Regions from separate parts of the Homo sapiens genome. Here region 1 is linked to region 2. The links are chromatin loops, found by intact Hi-C in ENCODE. Cell type or tissue: CD4-positive, alpha-beta T cell. All regions are shown on one strand. Each heading gives the region's core, and the rest is flanking DNA. Links, peaks and the distances in the headings are about the cores only. Region 1 overlaps CLCN2 (chloride voltage-gated channel 2). Region 2 overlaps LINC01839 (long intergenic non-protein coding RNA 1839).

Region 1 (8,280 bases), core at 281-8,280, 190 kb after region 2:
GAAGGAGTCCCTCCTGGTGGAAGAGGAGGCCAGGCCAAGGTCAGGGCGGGCCCCCTCCCGACTCACCGCCTGCCCCACCCCGCAGGGCCCTTTTGTGCATATCGCAAGCATGTGTGCTGCCCTTCTCAGCAAGTTCCTCTCCCTCTTTGGGGGTATCTATGAGGTAAGGGGAACCCTGGGGCAAGTAGGGGGCAGAGGCTGCTGAGCCCACAGCTGACCCCCTCTTGCCACCACTCTCGCCAGAATGAATCCCGGAACACAGAGATGCTGGCTGCCGCCTGTGCCGTGGGGGTGGGCTGCTGCTTCGCGGCACCTATTGGAGGTAGGCAGGGCTCCTAGGTCAGTCCAGCCCCACAACCCTGCCCTTGGCCTCTCCTCCTTGGCCCCTCTTATCTGGGTCTGAGGCCTTAGGCCAGGCCCAGGCCTCAAGTGCTGGTCTCCCTCCCCCTCACAGGCGTCCTCTTCAGCATCGAGGTCACCTCCACCTTCTTTGCAGTGCGGAACTACTGGCGGGGCTTCTTCGCTGCCACCTTCAGTGCCTTCATCTTCCGGGTCTTGGCAGTCTGGAACCGGGATGAAGGTGGGGGCACCCAGGGGATGAGGGCAGCCCGAGATGGTGCCAGGTAGGGGGCCCACGAGGCTAGGCCTGCCTCCCTCTGCTGTTCTTCCCTTTAGAGACTATTACAGCCCTCTTCAAAACCCGATTCCGGCTCGACTTCCCCTTTGACCTGCAGGAGCTGCCAGCCTTTGCTGTCATTGGGTGAGGAGCTGAGGGGGCTGGGGGTATCAGAGAGGAGGGGGGTTTCTAGAAGGCTCCTTTTCACTCAGGTGCCTCTTCCCTTTCCAGTATTGCTAGTGGCTTCGGTGGAGCCCTCTTTGTCTACCTGAACCGGAAGATTGTCCAGGTGATGCGGAAGCAGAAAACCATCAATCGCTTCCTCATGAGGAAGTGAGTGGCTCTCGGCTCCTCTCCAGGCTGCTTTGAGTTGTATAAGGGCCACAGTAGGTCAGGGGACAGTGATGGGGAGAGAATGGCCCAGTCAAAACAGGCACTTCACTGAGAAATCAGCCAGCAGTGTTTTCCAGGCTGACTGAGCATTTTTATATTCATATGAATTACCTGAAAATTGGCATTTTTAAGTTTATAGTCAGCGGTAGAGGACATTTGGGAATCAAAGACTAAGGCCTCCTCAGGTCCTCTGGGCTGGCCCATATAGGAATGCTCCCTGGAGAGTGTTTGAGCCTCAGGTTCCCCCCATGACCCATGGGGATAGATGAGATCTCTTTTTTTTTTTTTTTTTTGAGACGGAGTTTCACTCTTGTTGTCCAGGCTGGAGTGCAATGGTGCGATCTCGGCTCACCGCAACCTCCGCCTCCTGGGTTCAAGCGATTCTCCTGCCTCAGCCTCCCAAGTAGCTGGGATTACAGGCATGCACCACCACGCCCGGCTAATTTTGTATTTTTTAGTAGAGACAGTTTCGCCACGTTGGTCAGGCTGGTCTCGAACTCCCGACCTCAGGTCTGCCCACCTTGGCCTCCCAAAGTGCTGGGATTACAGGCGTGAGCCACTGTGCCCGGCCGAGATTTTTTTTTTTTTAATCTCCAGAACACAGCTCTCTCAGTGTGACCCTGAGGATTGGGAGTGGGGAGGGCGAGACATGACTTCCCTTGGGACTGACATCCTTCAGAGAGAGGGCAGCCAGCTGAACCTGCTCCCTACGCACCTCTGGTCAACTTTACAAGTGACCCCAGCTTCCCCCAACATTGACCTTCACTCTAAGTCACTGCAGAGAGACAAAGAGAGGCAGAAACTTCTCCACCCCATCACACAATATGCCCTGATGGGCTTCTGAGGGTGGAGGGTGGAATAACAACTCGGAGGGCCCCAAGGGAGGGCTTGGAGGATGGACTTTCTGCTGCTGCTACCCACCTACAGAGTCAGGGGCTGACAGAAAGGTCTTTGGGTCAGACCCCTGCTCTTAGAATAACCCCAGTCCACCATCAGCCTTGGGGCTATCGTATCATAAACAGCAAAGGAGACCTTCTGTCAGGACTGAGTGTTTTCATGAAAGAGCCAAGGCTCTGCTCTGACCTCAGCCCTGAGATATGCGAGGCCACCCAGCCCTTGGCCACCCACGACTGATGTGAAACCTACGACTCTAGACGCCTGCTCTTCCCGGCTCTGGTGACCCTGCTCATCTCCACGCTGACCTTCCCCCCTGGCTTTGGACAGTTCATGGCTGGACAGGTAACCACAGGCAGAACAGGAGTTTTGTGCTTTCCCTTGGAAGGCATTCCTCCAAAGCCAACAGCCCCAGTGTGACTGTGGGACCCCTTGTTCCCCGTGGGATCCCATGGCCTCTTCCCTTCATCCTGTCGGTTTCCCAGCCTGAGGCACCCTGTTCACTCTAGCTCTCACAGAAAGAGACGCTGGTCACCCTGTTTGACAATCGGACGTGGGTCCGCCAGGGCCTGGTGGAGGAGCTAGAACCACCCAGCACCTCACAGGCCTGGAACCCACCACGTGCCAACGTCTTCCTCACCCTGGTCATCTTCATTCTCATGAAGGTGGGCTCCTCACGTGTACACTGCTAACCTTTACATAGCTTGCCCTTCTAAGCACCTGCCACGCAGTGCTCACTCCTCGAAGCCTCTCCACAGTGCCATGGGAAAGGCACTATTATCACCCCCGTTTGAAAGATGGGGGAGTCGAAACACAAGTAGCTGGCCCAAAGTCACACAGCTAGAGGGCAGAGCGATGATCTGAACCCAAGCCATCTGCTTCCAGAGTCCTTCCCCTTGCCATCACCTGGGAGGCCTGGGGGTCCCAGGGTAGCTAGGAGGGTTACGGGGTGGCTGGGAGGGTTACGCCCACCTGATCAGCGAGGTAGACTTCTCCTGGGTGGCGCTGTGGGCTGCCTGGGGCCAGGTGGAGCCTCTTCGCCTTTGAACCACCCCCTGCCTGCAGTTCTGGATGTCTGCACTGGCCACCACCATCCCAGTTCCCTGTGGGGCCTTCATGCCTGTCTTTGTCATTGGTGAGTTCTCAGCTGCCTGCTCACCCAGCCTGCACCTTCCTCAGCCTCTGGCCACCCCCCCAGCCAACCCTCTGCCCAAGAGCGGGTTTTTGGTCCAGCCCTAGCCCGAACCCTGACCCCACAGGGCTGTGCCCTACACTGAATGACCCGTTGGCCCCTCCCTCACCCTCTGACCCTCTCTCTTCCTAGTGCCCCCTGCCCTCCCCCTCCACTGCCTCTTTCTCTTCCCACCCCCCTCCCTGAAGGAGCAGCATTTGGGCGTCTGGTGGGTGAAAGCATGGCTGCCTGGTTCCCAGATGGAATTCATACGGACAGCAGCACCTACCGGATTGTGCCTGGGGGCTACGCTGTGGTCGGTGAGTGCCTCAGGTCCCATCGGCCTTGGGAGACCCCCCCACCCACGCCCCAGCCACAGGGTCCGAGACTCTGGTGCCCCCTGCTGGCAGAAACCAGGCTTCCCTCAGATGCACAGGTCCAATCCCAGGACTGTATTGGGCAGCCCTGAGGGACCCACTCAGGACCTGCCCTGGTTGTGGAGGGTCTTCTGGGACCTGGGCACCCTGAGGAGACTGAGTGTGACTGTCCCCAGGGGCAGCTGCGCTGGCAGGAGCGGTGACACACACAGTGTCCACGGCTGTGATCGTGTTCGAGCTCACAGGCCAGATTGCCCACATCCTGCCTGTCATGATCGCCGTCATCCTGGCCAACGCTGTCGCCCAGAGTCTGCAGCCCTCCCTCTATGACAGCATCATCCGAATCAAGAAACTGCCCTACCTGCCTGAGCTCGGCTGGGGCCGCCACCAGTACGGAGGGCTGGGTGCCAAGGGGGCTGTGGGTGAAGGGCAGAGGGCATCCTAGATCCCCCTACAGCCACCTCTAGCAAGGTCCTGGAGCCTACGAAGCTGGGAGATGAGCCACCTTCGTCCACACTCTGGAGGGGCTGTAGCTGGCCCCTGCTGTTCAGAAAGAAGGGTGGGAGCACCCCTTGGTCCTTAGCTCCCGTCCCCATGGATGGGCTCTGGAGCCCTCCTTGTGGCCCTGGGATGGCAATGCTCTGGGCACCTCTCCCCATGCTGACCACAAACCAAGCGCCTCTCTCGGCCCCCAGGCAGTACCGGGTGCGTGTGGAGGACATCATGGTGCGGGATGTTCCCCATGTGGCCCTCAGCTGCACCTTCCGGGACCTGCGTTTGGCACTGCACAGGACCAAGGGCCGAATGCTGGCCCTAGTGGAGTCCCCTGGTGAGGCCAGGAGGGGTCCCAGGTGCTAGGGGCATTGCCCAGGGTCGAAGCTTCGGGAAGGGGCAGGGAGCTCAGGACCAGTCTCCTTGGTTCCAAAGGGAATGGACCAGCACTTGCCAGGTGGGGGCTTCCCTCTGGTGTGTGGCCTGCATGCAAGGCCCCCCACTCTGAGTGTGAGAGAAGGACGGGGCTGGAGGGCTCCCTCTCAGCTCCTGAGTCCTTCCACCTGTTCTGTCCAGAGTCCATGATTCTGCTGGGCTCCATCGAGCGTTCACAGGTGGTGGCATTGTTGGGGGCCCAGCTGAGCCCAGCCCGCCGGCGGCAGCACATGCAGGAGCGCAGAGCCACCCAGACCTCTCCACTATCTGATCAGGAGGGTCCCCCTACCCCTGAGGCTTCTGTCTGCTTCCAGGTGAGGGGAAAAGCCACAAACGCTTCCTAAATGTCATTGTGTAGACTGATTGGGAGGGTGGTCTGGGGCCGTGGCCTCACCAGCCCCTTCCTGCCTATGCAGGTGAACACAGAAGACTCAGCCTTCCCAGCAGCCCGGGGGGAGACCCACAAGCCCCTAAAGCCTGCACTCAAGAGGGGGCCCAGTGTCACCAGGAACCTCGGAGAGAGTCCCACAGGTAAGCCCATGTCTCCTGTGTCCACAGAGCCTCAGCCAAGCTACTGAGATCCATTAGAGTCCCTGCCCAGCCCTGTTGCTGGGGTACATCCCAGCTGGAAGAGGCTGCCCACATGGGCCAGGGCTGGAACTGGGATACCTCTCCCTGTGTCTTCCTTACCTTTCCTGGTCCTCTCCCCAAAAGATGACATTGCCCCCTGGGGCCTTATGTTTGGGAACACAGGGAGCGCAGAGTCGGCAGGCATCGCCCTCCGGAGCCTCTTCTGTGGCAGTCCACCCCCTGAGGCTGCTTCGGAGGTGAGTGGCTGGAGCCTGTCCTCCTAGCTTGCTTTTTCCCCAGCTCCCTCTCCAATGCTGAGACCACGTCATTAACCCTGCAGTGCCTGCCTCTATTCTCCCTGCCCTTCGGCCCTCCCTGCTGTCAGCTCAGGTCCTGTGGCGTGCCCTTTCCCCTGGGCTCCACCACTTCCCCTCACCTCCCCTCTCCCTATAACCTCAACTCCTCATCTTTCTGGTTTGGCTCTAACAAAACTGAAGAAGTTGGAATCCTGTGAGAAGCGCAAGCTGAAGCGTGTCCGAATCTCCCTGGCAGTAAGTATGCCTGCTCTTCTAGCATCTCGGCGGCACCGGGCAGGGAGGGCAGGGTCTAGGCTGGATAAACTCCAGAGCCCCTAGCTGCCAGCCTCCCTCCCTCTCTACTAGAGTGACGCGGACCTGGAAGGCGAGATGAGCCCTGAAGAGGTAAGGTGCCACTGGACTCTGGACCCTGTTTCTTCCTGGTTGTGTTCAATCATCATGTTGGCTGCTGTCCCCATGGGAGGGACCACGGGGTTGGAAAAAGGGCAGGCCAGCTTTCAGGGAGGTGAGGTCAGCTACAGGCACCTTCTCCCTAAACCTCATAGTCTCTTCCCCTCAGATTCTGGAGTGGGAGGAGCAGCAACTAGATGAACCTGTCAACTTCAGTGACTGCAAAATTGATCCTGCTCCCTTCCAGCTGGTGGAGCGGACCTCTTTGCACAAGGTAGGGCCAGCAGCCTGGCCCAGGGCTGGTCTAGGCTCTCAGGACACAGTGGGGATCTTGGTCCCCCTACAAGTTTGGACTCAGGCCAGTGGGGAAGGAGGGAGGAGAAGGGAGTTGGCTCAGTGCGGAGATGTTTTTTAGACATACTGCTTGGATGATGGGAGGTGGGAGCAGCCTCCTCCTGCTCTGTGGTGGAGCCAGGCATCGTTTTTCCTCTGCTCAGCCTTGCCCTCGAGGGAACTCTGGACCAACGAAGCAACAAAGACAGGGATTGAGCTGGGTGGAAGCCAGAAGGCCAGGCCAGGGTCAGAGCTAGGCGGGAGGCCACCACAGCCCAGCAAGGTTGATACGCCCATGCGGAAAAAAACGGGTGAGAAACAGGCAGGATAAGAAAATGCAATAAACAAGCCAACAAACATCCAAGTAGGGGTGGGGAGACTGCAGAGTAGAGATAAACAAAGATGAGAAACACCCAGTGGGGGGCTTGGAATGCCAGACCCCAGAAAGTCTGCCTTAATGTGGGCCGAAGGAAAACTGGTACGGACGCGGGAAGATGGCTCAGCAGAACTGCAAAGCAGCCTGCAGAAATGCGGCGAGGAACTGAGCAGACTGCCTGGGGTGGGCGAGGCAGACCCCAGAGGAGGCCAGGAGCTCTCTGCGTCCAGGACTCCTAAGGGGGGCAGCCTGCATTGGTAAAATGGCTCCTGGGACCAGCAGAAGCCAAGGGGTGTTTTAGCTAAACTTTTGACAGGCATAATGTACAAGCCTTGAAGCGTTGGGGGGTTTGGGGGAGGGGATAAGCAGCAGGTAGATGTACCCAAAACCTGCAGCTTGGGCATTCAGCTTACACACAAGCTCTGCCTAAGAGCCAGTATAGCATGGACAAGCGGAGACTGAGGCAGGAAGCATAGGGGACAAAAGAGAAACAAAAAGGCAAAAATAAAGGAACTTAGAAGTCCTTGGATGAGTGGCAAACTGCAGTGCAGTTGCAAGAAAAAAGGTAATAGGCCTGAGAGGGCTTTTATCTAAAGCCCTTCTTCCCAAAACCTCTGAGGCCTTTCCACAATGATCTTACTCCTCAAACATCCATGATGATGATCATGCTGACATTTTTCGAGTGCTTGCTATGTGCGAGACACTGTGCTAAGCTCTTCAACTGTTTAATCATCACAAGCACGCACTTAGATATTGCGATCCTCCAGTTTTTATAGATAAGAAAACTGAGATTCAGAGAGGTTGAGCAAGTTGCACAAGGACACACAGCTAATAAGTAGCAGAACTGGCGCAGTGGCTTACACCTGTAATCCCAGCACTTTGGGAGGCTGCAGCAGGTGGATCACTTGAGGTCAGCAGTTCGAGACCAGCCTGGCCAACATGGTGAAACTCCATCTCTACTAAAAATACAAAAAATTAGCCAGGCGTGGTGGCAGGCACCTGTAATCCCAGCTACATGGGAGGCTGAGGCAGGAGAATTGCTTGAACATGGGAGGTGGACGTTGCAGTGAGCCGAGATCATGACACTGCACTCCAGCATGGGTGACAAAAGCGAAACTCCATCTCAAAAAAATAATAATAAGTAGCAGAACTGGGCCTGGAATCTAGGATGGTCTGACTCAAAAGCCTGTGGCCTTAACCATATTAATACACAGGGAAACTGAGGCATGCAGCGAGGAGGTCACGTGCCTGAGTCAGCACAGCAGAGTCAGGCCCAGAGCCCAGATTTCCTGGCCCTGCTCCCAGGATTCTTTCAGAAGGCCATGTTGTCCCTCTCCATGTCAGTTCACTGTTCCCAGGCCCAAGAAGTATGGGCCCTCCAATGGGTTCCATGATGTCTAATTGAATTAAATGAAAAAGAACAAAGTAGATATTTGTTACAAACTTAAAAATCAGAAGAGAAGAAGTCTTTGAGGAACCAACTAACAAAAGTACAAAGAACTAGAAGTGATAAGAACATAAAAGATTAGAATTCAAAATGTCCTTACAGGCCTGAGGAATCAATAGGTAGTCGCCCAATTAAGTTCAGGAGGGGAACATTCAGATAAGAGAGAGAAAACACTGGAGACTACTTAGGAACCCGTGCAACTGGAGATCGCTGTGCCGGCTAATAAGTAATTCATTCAGAGGCCACCCACGGAGAAGCAATGGTAAAGGCCAGAGTGGCGGCCACAGCTAGGGCCAGACCAACTGAACCCAAATCCTTACTCTGCCACATGCTGGCTTGCTGTGTACCTTGGTAAGTTTCTTAGCCTCTCTGTGCTTCACTTTCCCGATCTGTAAAATGGGGATCACACCTCACTGGGTTTTCTAAGAATTAAAGGACTTGAAACATGTGAAGCACTTACAATAGGGCC
Region 2 (8,321 bases), core at 89-8,088:
AGGGGAGAGAGGTGAAGAGGATCAGGGGGGAATACAGACAGCTATACTCTAATAATTTCCTTTTCCTTTTTTCTTTTTTTTTTTTTTTGAGATGGAGTTTTGTTCTTGTTGCCCAGGCTGGAGTGCAATGGCGCAATCTCGGCTCACTGCAACCTTCACCTCCCAGGTTCAAGCGATTCTCTTGCCTCAGCCTCCCCAGTAGCTGGGATTACAGGCATGCACCACCACGCCTAGCTAATTTTTTGTATTTTTAGTAGAGACAGGGTTTCATCATGGCCGGCTGGTCTTGAACTCCTGACCTCAGGTGATCCGCCCACCTTGGCCTCCCAGAGTGCTGGGATTACAGGCATGAGCCACAGTGCCCGGCCAATAGTTTCCTTTTTCACTTGGGCAGTGGATATGCAAGACTCATTCCAGGCTTTTGTATGAGCTAGGTCTGCATTCTAGTTCCAGTCCAGTCCTTCATTTCACATGGCCTTAGATAGACTATGTAACCGTTTCCTTCTCTGTAATGGGGGTACTCAGTTCCCATTTCATAGGGTGGCTGTAAAAATCCTTTCATGTTTTGTAAGGATTTATTTTGTTGCCTACATAAAGGTGTGATCTTGGCTCCTTCTGCAATAAACCCTGACAGCAGGTGCTCCGCAAAGGAAGACGACTGAGCGGGTGCCACAGCTGTACTGGTGGCCTGGTGTACTGGGGTGCAGCTAGGCCTGGTGTGACGTGACCATTTGCAAAGACACCCCCAGCCCCGCCCTGGTGTTTTATGGCCAGGTGCACTGCTCAAACTATTTCTCCTTGTTTCCCTTTCTCTCACTCCCTCCTTCTTTTTTCTCCTGCTCATTCACAGGACTAGAGAGGCAGATCCATGGCCACCAAGCTGTTAAGCGGCAAAACTGGGGATTCGAATCCTGGTGTCTCAGAGATGAAGCACTTCCCAACTAAGCCAGGGGCCCATGACTGTAGTCACCTAACTACCTGGGAATCTTTAAGAAACACCAAAGCCGCCGGGCGCGGTGGCTCACGCCTGTAATCCCAGCACTTTGGGAGGCCAAGGCAGGCAGATCACGAGGTCAGGAGATCGAGACCATGCTGGCTAACACGGTGAAACCCGTCTCTACTAAAAATACAAAAAATTAGCCAGGCGTGGTGGCGGGCGCCTGTAGTCTCAGCTACTCAGGAGGCTGAGGCAGGAGAATGGCGTGAACCCAGGAGGCGGACGGAGCTTGCTGTGAGCCGAGATTGTGCCACTGCACTCCAGCCTGGGGAACAGAGCGAGACTCTGTCTCAAAACAAAAAACAAACAAACAAACAACAACAACAACAAAAAACAAAGAAAAAAGAAACCCCAAAGCCTGGGCCCTGCCCTCACAATCTCTGGATACTCTGACCCCGTGGGTGTGGGAGTTTTCAGACCTCCCTGGGTAATGCTGATGCCCAGCCAGGGCTGAGCTCTCCTACACTCCAGTTCCTGCATGCTCTGCCCTTTGCAATACCCCGTTGTCCTCGTGGCGCTCCTGCTATGAATGAGCCAGCTCCCTCTAGTCTGTGAACTTCCTGACAGCAGAGTTCACGTTTTTCATCTTTATGTCCCCAACATGCAGCACAATCTCTGGCACACTTTTGGAAGAGTGCTTAGAACTCTGCAAGAGAGAGGAACTGAGACTGAGATGAGGAAGTTTCGGGGAGGCAGACAGACTTGGCCTGCCCAATACATGAAGTGTTGACCGAAAGGAAGGGCTGCCCACCATGTATTGAGCTCCCCACTGGAAGAAGTAATCAAGAAGAAGCAGAAGCTGATGCTTCCTAAGGGACTACTGCCTATGTTCAGATTCTATTTGTTTCTCTCCACCATCACCAAAGTGAGCATTTCCACCTCACAGTTCTTATTCCTAGAGGCACAGAGTCTCCTACAGGAAAGCAACAGGGAAATCTACTTCAGCCTCCAGCCAACCCTGTGCAGAAATCCCCTCAGCTGCAGCTCCATCCTCTCTGTAGTGGGGACCTTATTCCACATCGCGAAGTCAGCTTGGACAGCTCTGATGACTAGAAAATTCCTCCTTTCTTGGGTCAAGGTTCATGCTCTGCAACTCCTGTCATTTGGCCCTGGTTCTGCCCTCTGGAGTGGCATCATTCCTTCATCCCACTCATAGGGTTGCATAGGCTGCAGAAAGGACTTTGGATTTTATGTCAAGTGAAATGGGGGCCACATGAAGTATCATTAAACCAGGGGGCAGGGATGGCAACGTGATTTGATTTCTGATTTCAAAAGAACACTGTGGGCCAGGTGCGGTGGCTCCTACCTGTAATCCCAGCACTTTGAGAGGCTGAGGCGGGTGGATCACCTGAGGTCAGGTGTTCGAGACCAGCTTGGCCAACATGGTGAAACACCGTCTCTACTAAATACAAAAAATTATCTGGGTGTGGTGGCGGGCACCTGTAATCCCAGCTACTTGGGAGGCTGAGGCAGGAGAATCGCTTGAACCCAGGAGGCGGGGGTTGCAGTGAGCTGAGATTGCACCATTGCACTTCAGCCTGGGCAACAAGAGCAAGACTCTGTCTCAAAAAAGGAAAAAGAAAAGAAAAGAAACCCACTGTGTTACTGTGTGGAATCTGGATTACAGGGGAGTAACAGGAGAACCCAGCCGATGGGTTGGGAAGCTCCTGGAATCATTCAAACAAGAGATGATGGTAGCTTGGGCAGTGGTGCTAGCAGGGAAGATGGATTTGGGATGTGTTTTGGGTACAGAGCCAGCAAGACTTGCTGATGGATTGGATGTGCATATGCTAGTATTTGCCTAGTATAAGAGAATCTTGGCCTTATGTGTCATCTTTATTAACAAGAAATAGCTAAATTTAAAATATTCGTATTTTCGTATGCAGAGGATGGATAATTTAATCTATTCATGATTACTGAGATCGCTTTTGTTTTGATTTCTATCTCTGCGTTGTTGTTGCTTTTCTGGTTGTTATCTTTATTCTCATTCCTGATTTTCTAGATTTATTGTCTTGTTTCTTATCTCTTCCCCTATTTTCTTTTCCCCTTTTAAACAAGTTACTTGTAACATATCTGACATACAAGCATTCATGTCTTTCTTCCCTTTCTACATGGATAATAAGGGAATCTGTGGAGGCATTTCTGCCTGAAAAGAAGAGAAAGCAGAGGAGGAGGAGGAAGGGGAGAGGAGGAGGAGGGGGAGGAGGAAGAGAAGCAGAGGAGGAGGAGGAAGGGGAGAGGAGGAGGAGGGGGGAGGAGGAGGAGAGGGAGGAGGGGGGAACAGGAGGAGTAGGAGGAAGAGGAGTAGGAGGGGGAGGAGCAGGAGGGGGAGAAGGAGGAGGAGAAGGAGGAGGAGGGGGAGGAGGAGGAGTAGGAGGGGGAGGAGGAGGAGGGGGAGAAGGAGGAGGAGGGGAGGAGGAGTAGGAGGGGGAGGAGGAGGAGTAGGAGGGGGAGGAGTAGGAGGGGGAGAAGGAGGAGGAGGAGGGGGAGGAGGGGGAGGAGGAGGAGGGGGAGGAGGAGGAGGAGGGGGAGGAGGAAGAGGAGGAGGAGATGCTTCCTAAGGGGTCGCTGCCTATATTCAGGTTCCATTGGTTTCTCTCCACCATCACTGAAATGGGCATTTCCACCTCACAGTTCTTATTGCTAGAGGTACAGGAATAACTGTACCTCCGGACTCCCAACATCAGTCTCCTCCCCAGCCTGACCCCAGCCTCACCCTCACACAGCCTCAGCTCCCACTGAGCCCCACTCTCTGCAAGGCGGAGGGCTGACCAAAAGCGAAGAAGGCCAGGCGGTTGGATTCTCAGGGCCGGCTTACCTGTCAAGGACAAGCGGAACCTCAAACCTAGAGAAGTTCAGAGAAAATCCACCAGAGGGCACTGCAGCACTGCCCTGGAAAGAACATCCCGCGACCGCTTTTTCCCAATTAGCAAAGCACTACCGTATTGAGCACCCGTTAGCACAAAGCCCTGGGCGAGAGGCTGAGATGCAAAGATCAGGGCACAGGTGCTGCCCACTGCCACGTCGCGGGGGTGGGGGGGTGCTCAGAGCCCCTGGAGAGGGGTGAGAAGGTGGCACCCAGGCAGGGTGCCCTGCTTCTGGGGACTTTAATTATAGGACACACGCATACGTACAACCACACAACACATACATACACCAAGTAGACAACACACATATGAGCAACACCCACACTCACACCACACAAACAACACACACACACACACATACACACACCACACAAGCCACATACACACACCCTGCAGCCCTGGGCACCTGTGAGGGGCCAGCTGTGGGCAGACCCTGGGCCACAGAGGAGGTAGGGTAGAGACTCTGAGGAGAATGTGGAGCAGAGCATCGGTGAGTTTATAGCTTGAGAAAACAACCCCCATGGCCCCCAGACAATCCACACATCATTAGAGTTGCTGTAAAATAGCCCTATTAAAACGCACACATGTTAACCACATGCTACCCAAGGGTTATATGAACTCATCGATACCCACTCGCACATTAGCACAGATTTGCTGGGCGCTGAGGTTGGGGTGGGGAATCTTTTGCCAGAGGGTCACAGGGGAGGAGAATGCTAGCCAGCGTTTAAGGAGTGCTGATTGGGTGCAGACACTGTGCTGGTGGGGAGGGGTGCTTTCCTTCTCTTAATGCTCACAGACCACTGTGCTGTGGGCTAAAATATTATCCCCATTTGGGGCTGGGCATGGTGGCTCATGCCTGTAATACCAGCACTTTGGGAGGCCAAGGTGGGCAGATCACGAGGTCAGGAGTTCAAGACCAGCCTGACCAACGTGGTGAAACCCCGTTTCTACCAAAAATACAAAAATTAGCCAGGTGTGGTGGTGCGCGCCTGTAATTGCAGTTTCTTGGGAGGCTGAGGCAGGAGAATCGCTTGAACCTGGGAGGCGGAGGTTACAGTGAGCTGAGATCACATCACTACACTCCAGCCTGGGTGACAGAGTGAGACTCCATCTCCAAAAAAAAAAAAAAAAAAAAAAAAATTATCCCCATTTTACAGAGGAGGACACCAAGGCTCAGAGAAGTGAAGTGGCTTGCCCAGGATCACATAGCTAGTAGGTGGAGGAGCTGGGATTCTAACTCTGCCCCGAAGGAACTCACAGTTAGTTGGGGCAATGTATACAGAAAAAGACCCTAAACGACACAAGAGCATCTAACAAAGAGCAACTTCATTTTCTTTCTTCCTCCCCTTTCTTTCTCTTCTCCCTTTCTTTCCCTCCCTCCCTCCTTCCCTTCCTTCCTTCCTTCTTTCCTTCCTTCCTTCCCTTCTCTCTCTCCCCTCTCTGTCTCTCTCTCTCCCCCCTCCCCCCTTCTCCCATCTGTTTCTCTCTCTTTCTACCTCTCTCTCTCTCCCCTTGCCCTGTCTGTCTGTCTCTCTCGTCTGTCTCTCTCTCTCTCCCCGCCCCCCCCCCCCCCACCTCTGTCTCTCTCCCTCTCTCTCTCTTTCTCTCCTTCCAGGACTTAACATGCCCCATTTGCATTCACAAGAGCTTCCCCTGAGAAGGAAGTGGCAGCCCCTGCTCAGGCTGCCCTACCCTAATGACTCCAGGTAGCCTTGTGTCATCTACAGATGCAGCCTGTCGCCTGAAACCTCTGGCCCAGCAGATATTATGGTGCTGAAAGATCAATGGCGGGGAAAGACGCCTGTGGCGATTGTGCAGGCTCGGGTGGGAGACTCACAGCGAGCCCTCTGAGATCTCTAGCAAGGCCATGCCAGCTGCAGCGAGGACTACATGCCAAAAAATAAATTAAATAAAATAAGAAACTGCCACGGAGGACCAAGTGACTGTGCAACCAGAACTGCCCATTGTGAGCTGGGTCTCGTCGGTCCCATTGTGAGCTGGGTCTCGTCGTCCTCCCAAGCTGTAAGGCCAAGCAGGCTCAGCAGCAGCCCGTTGTAAGATGGAGGTGCGTCCTCCAGGATTGAAGTGAGTGGACAGCAAGCCGCAGGGCCCCCACCCCAGCTCATGCCCATGATTCTATGGGTTCCTGTCCAACCAGCCAAAGCGGGGAGGAAAAGCCTGAACTTGGGGTACAGATGGGTCAGCTCCACATGTATGTGCAAACTAAAAATGATGGCAGCCTCACTCAGGGGTGGATTGGAAAAAATTATTGGAAATCATTTTGGAATTTTCCAATAGTTTTGGAATTATTTTGGAATAATTTTCCAATAATTTTGGAAACTATTTCTCCAAAATTATTGGAGAAAATCCTCCAATAAATAGGCGGAGTTTCAGATGGTGCAGCTAATCATCCCCTTTGTGTGGAAAGAGAAGGGTCCCAAAGTTAAGATATGTACAACTCATGGGTAGTGGCTGATGGCTCAGCTGAGTGGTTGGAGGCTGGGACCTGAAGGAAAAAGGCTGGAAGATGAGGAGCAGCAGGTCTGGGCTGGAGGATGTGTCTGGACATTTGGGAGTGGGCCCAAGTGTGAAGGTCTTTGTAGCGCATGTTCACAGCTGCCAGAGAGCATCCACTGCGGACAGGCACTGAACAACCAACTAGACAAAATGACCTGGTCAACCTCCATCAGCCTTCCTTTGCCATTGGACAGCCCATTGCCGGCATGATGGGCACAGTGGCCACGGTGCAGAGATGGAGGCTACTCGAGACCCAGCAGCTTGATTCCTCCTCACCAAGCCCCATCTAGGTGGATCTAGATACTTCCCTTAAATTCCAACCTGCTCGGATGCCAGTGAAGACAGGGCGCCTTGTAAGAGTCACCAGCAGGGGGCGGTGGCAGAACAGGTACAACCTTTGGCAGCAAAGGACTCACCTGTGGAGAAACTCCAGCGGAGGGAGGACGCATGTTTCCCTTTTCCTTGTTACAGAGTAGAGCCATGGAAACTTCAGGAACTGGGGAGAATCCCAGTTCTACCCAGGGTGGGCCAAGTAAAGAAGGCTCTTGATACGTTCAAGAGTAGGTTAAAAAGCTTGACTAATGCTGAACTGAGGGGCTAGAGGAAAAGGTGATTTCTATTTTCTTTTTTATTTAAAAACCCATTATATTGTATTAGAGTTTTAAGGTCTTTCTTTCTTTCTCTTTCTTCTTTCTTTCTTTCTTTCTCTCTCTCTTTCTCTTTCTTTCTTCTTTCTTTCTTTCTTTTTCTTTCTTTCCTTTTAGACGGAGTTTTGCTCTTTTTGCCCAGGCTGGAGTGCAATGGCGCAATCTCGGCTCACTGCAACCTCTACCTCCCTGGTTCAAGCAATTCTCCTGCCTCAGCCTCCCAAGTAGCTGAGATTACCGGCGCCTGCCACCATGCCCAGCTAATTTTGTAGTTTTAGTGAGACAGGGTTTCACCATGTTGGCCAGGCTGGTCTCGAACTCCTGACCTCAGGTGATCCACCTGCCTCGGCCTCCCAAAGTGCTGGGATTACAGGTGTGAGTCACCGCGCCTGGCCAGGGTTTCAAGGTTTTCAAAGCACCCTCAGGTAGTTTTTTTGTTTTTTTGTTTTTTTTTTTTTTTTGTAGTGAAGCTGCAAAACAATCTTGAGAAGTGGATATTATCATCCTCAAGAAAATACAGGCTCAGACACGTTAGCCAACTTGTTTCAGGTCACAGCTGGACAGAGAGGCTGGACCTGAACCCGGGCCCTTCCAAGTCAAATGACTTGGATTCAGACTCAATTTTGCCACCGCTGGATTTTTGGTCCTAAGAGAGAGCCTCGGCTTTCTCTGGACCTTGGTTTCCCTCCCACTGAGGGAGAACAGCAACCTTAGTCATCAGTCCTTAAGCTTTGGCCTTACCACACCTGTGCAACCGGTGGGGGCGCTGGAGCCTGCTGGTACCAGGCTGCCCCAGAGCCCCTTGTTGAACGTTCACAGCACCCCACTGCGTGCAGGCCAAGGTGGAAAATGGTTGACATACTTTTGAACCAAGAAATAGATGTATCGTGTACAAAATTTAAAAAAACAAATGTCCCTCCCTGTCTTGCCCGTGGTAAGCCTTTCCCCTCCCAGGAGGCCACTGCTGTTACCAGTTGTCTTGTGTGATCCGTGTTCATATCAAACAGCGAGCTCTGCTGGGCCAGGCGGTTCCCCTGCGGCCACAGGCGTCCCAGGATGTGCCAGGTTCAGGTTCAGCTGCCATGAAGCACTTCTCTATGGTAGGCTCTTACACCGATATTGCCACTATTTTTTTTTTTCTCTTTTGAGACAGAGATTCGCTCTTGTTGCCCAGGCTGGAGTGCAATGGCACAATCTTGGCTCACCGCAAACTCCGCCTCCCAGGTTCGAGCGATTCTCCTGCCTCAGCCTCCTGAGTAGCTGGGATTACAGGCATGCGCCACCACACCCAGC

Evidence for each region. Hi-C counts contacts between places; a loop is a spot of excess contacts. Peaks named below come from ENCODE experiments on the same cell type or tissue, not always from the same donor. Only the 100,000 strongest peaks of a DNase experiment are listed, where the experiment ranks them.
Region 1: a loop joins it to region 2, with 4 times the contacts of the local background. A loop is called at or near these places in 10 of 110 quality-filtered maps.

The regions. Positions count from the first base shown.
Region 1 is chr3:184,349,662-184,357,941 of GRCh38, reverse strand. It overlaps CLCN2 (chloride voltage-gated channel 2), which reads left to right. Exons shown (of 24, transcript NM_004366.6): 6 at 86-163; 7 at 244-322; 8 at 455-580; 9 at 676-760; 10 at 848-949; 11 at 2,164-2,248; 12 at 2,413-2,568; 13 at 2,969-3,038; 14 at 3,284-3,394; 15 at 3,628-3,841; 16 at 4,147-4,280; 17 at 4,520-4,692; 18 at 4,795-4,909; 19 at 5,132-5,205; 3 more. Among named protein-coding and RNA genes, the nearest start is that of CLCN2, 7.8 kb to the left of the region's middle. In CD4-positive, alpha-beta T cell, for the core only: CTCF peaks have their summits at 3,267 and 3,485 (motif pointing left); a DNase peak (open chromatin) is centred at 3,471.
Region 2 is chr3:184,539,707-184,548,027 of GRCh38, reverse strand. All of the region lies in intron 6 of LINC01839 (long intergenic non-protein coding RNA 1839), which reads right to left. LINC01840 (long intergenic non-protein coding RNA 1840) reads left to right here. Exons shown (of 2, transcript NR_046593.1): 2 at 851-1,314. Among named protein-coding and RNA genes, the nearest start is that of LINC01840, 13 kb to the left of the region's middle. In CD4-positive, alpha-beta T cell, for the core only: CTCF peaks have their summits at 3,699, 3,899 (motif pointing right), 6,521 and 6,741 (motif pointing right); DNase peaks (open chromatin) are centred at 1,587, 3,877 and 6,757; H3K27me3 peaks cover 503 bases.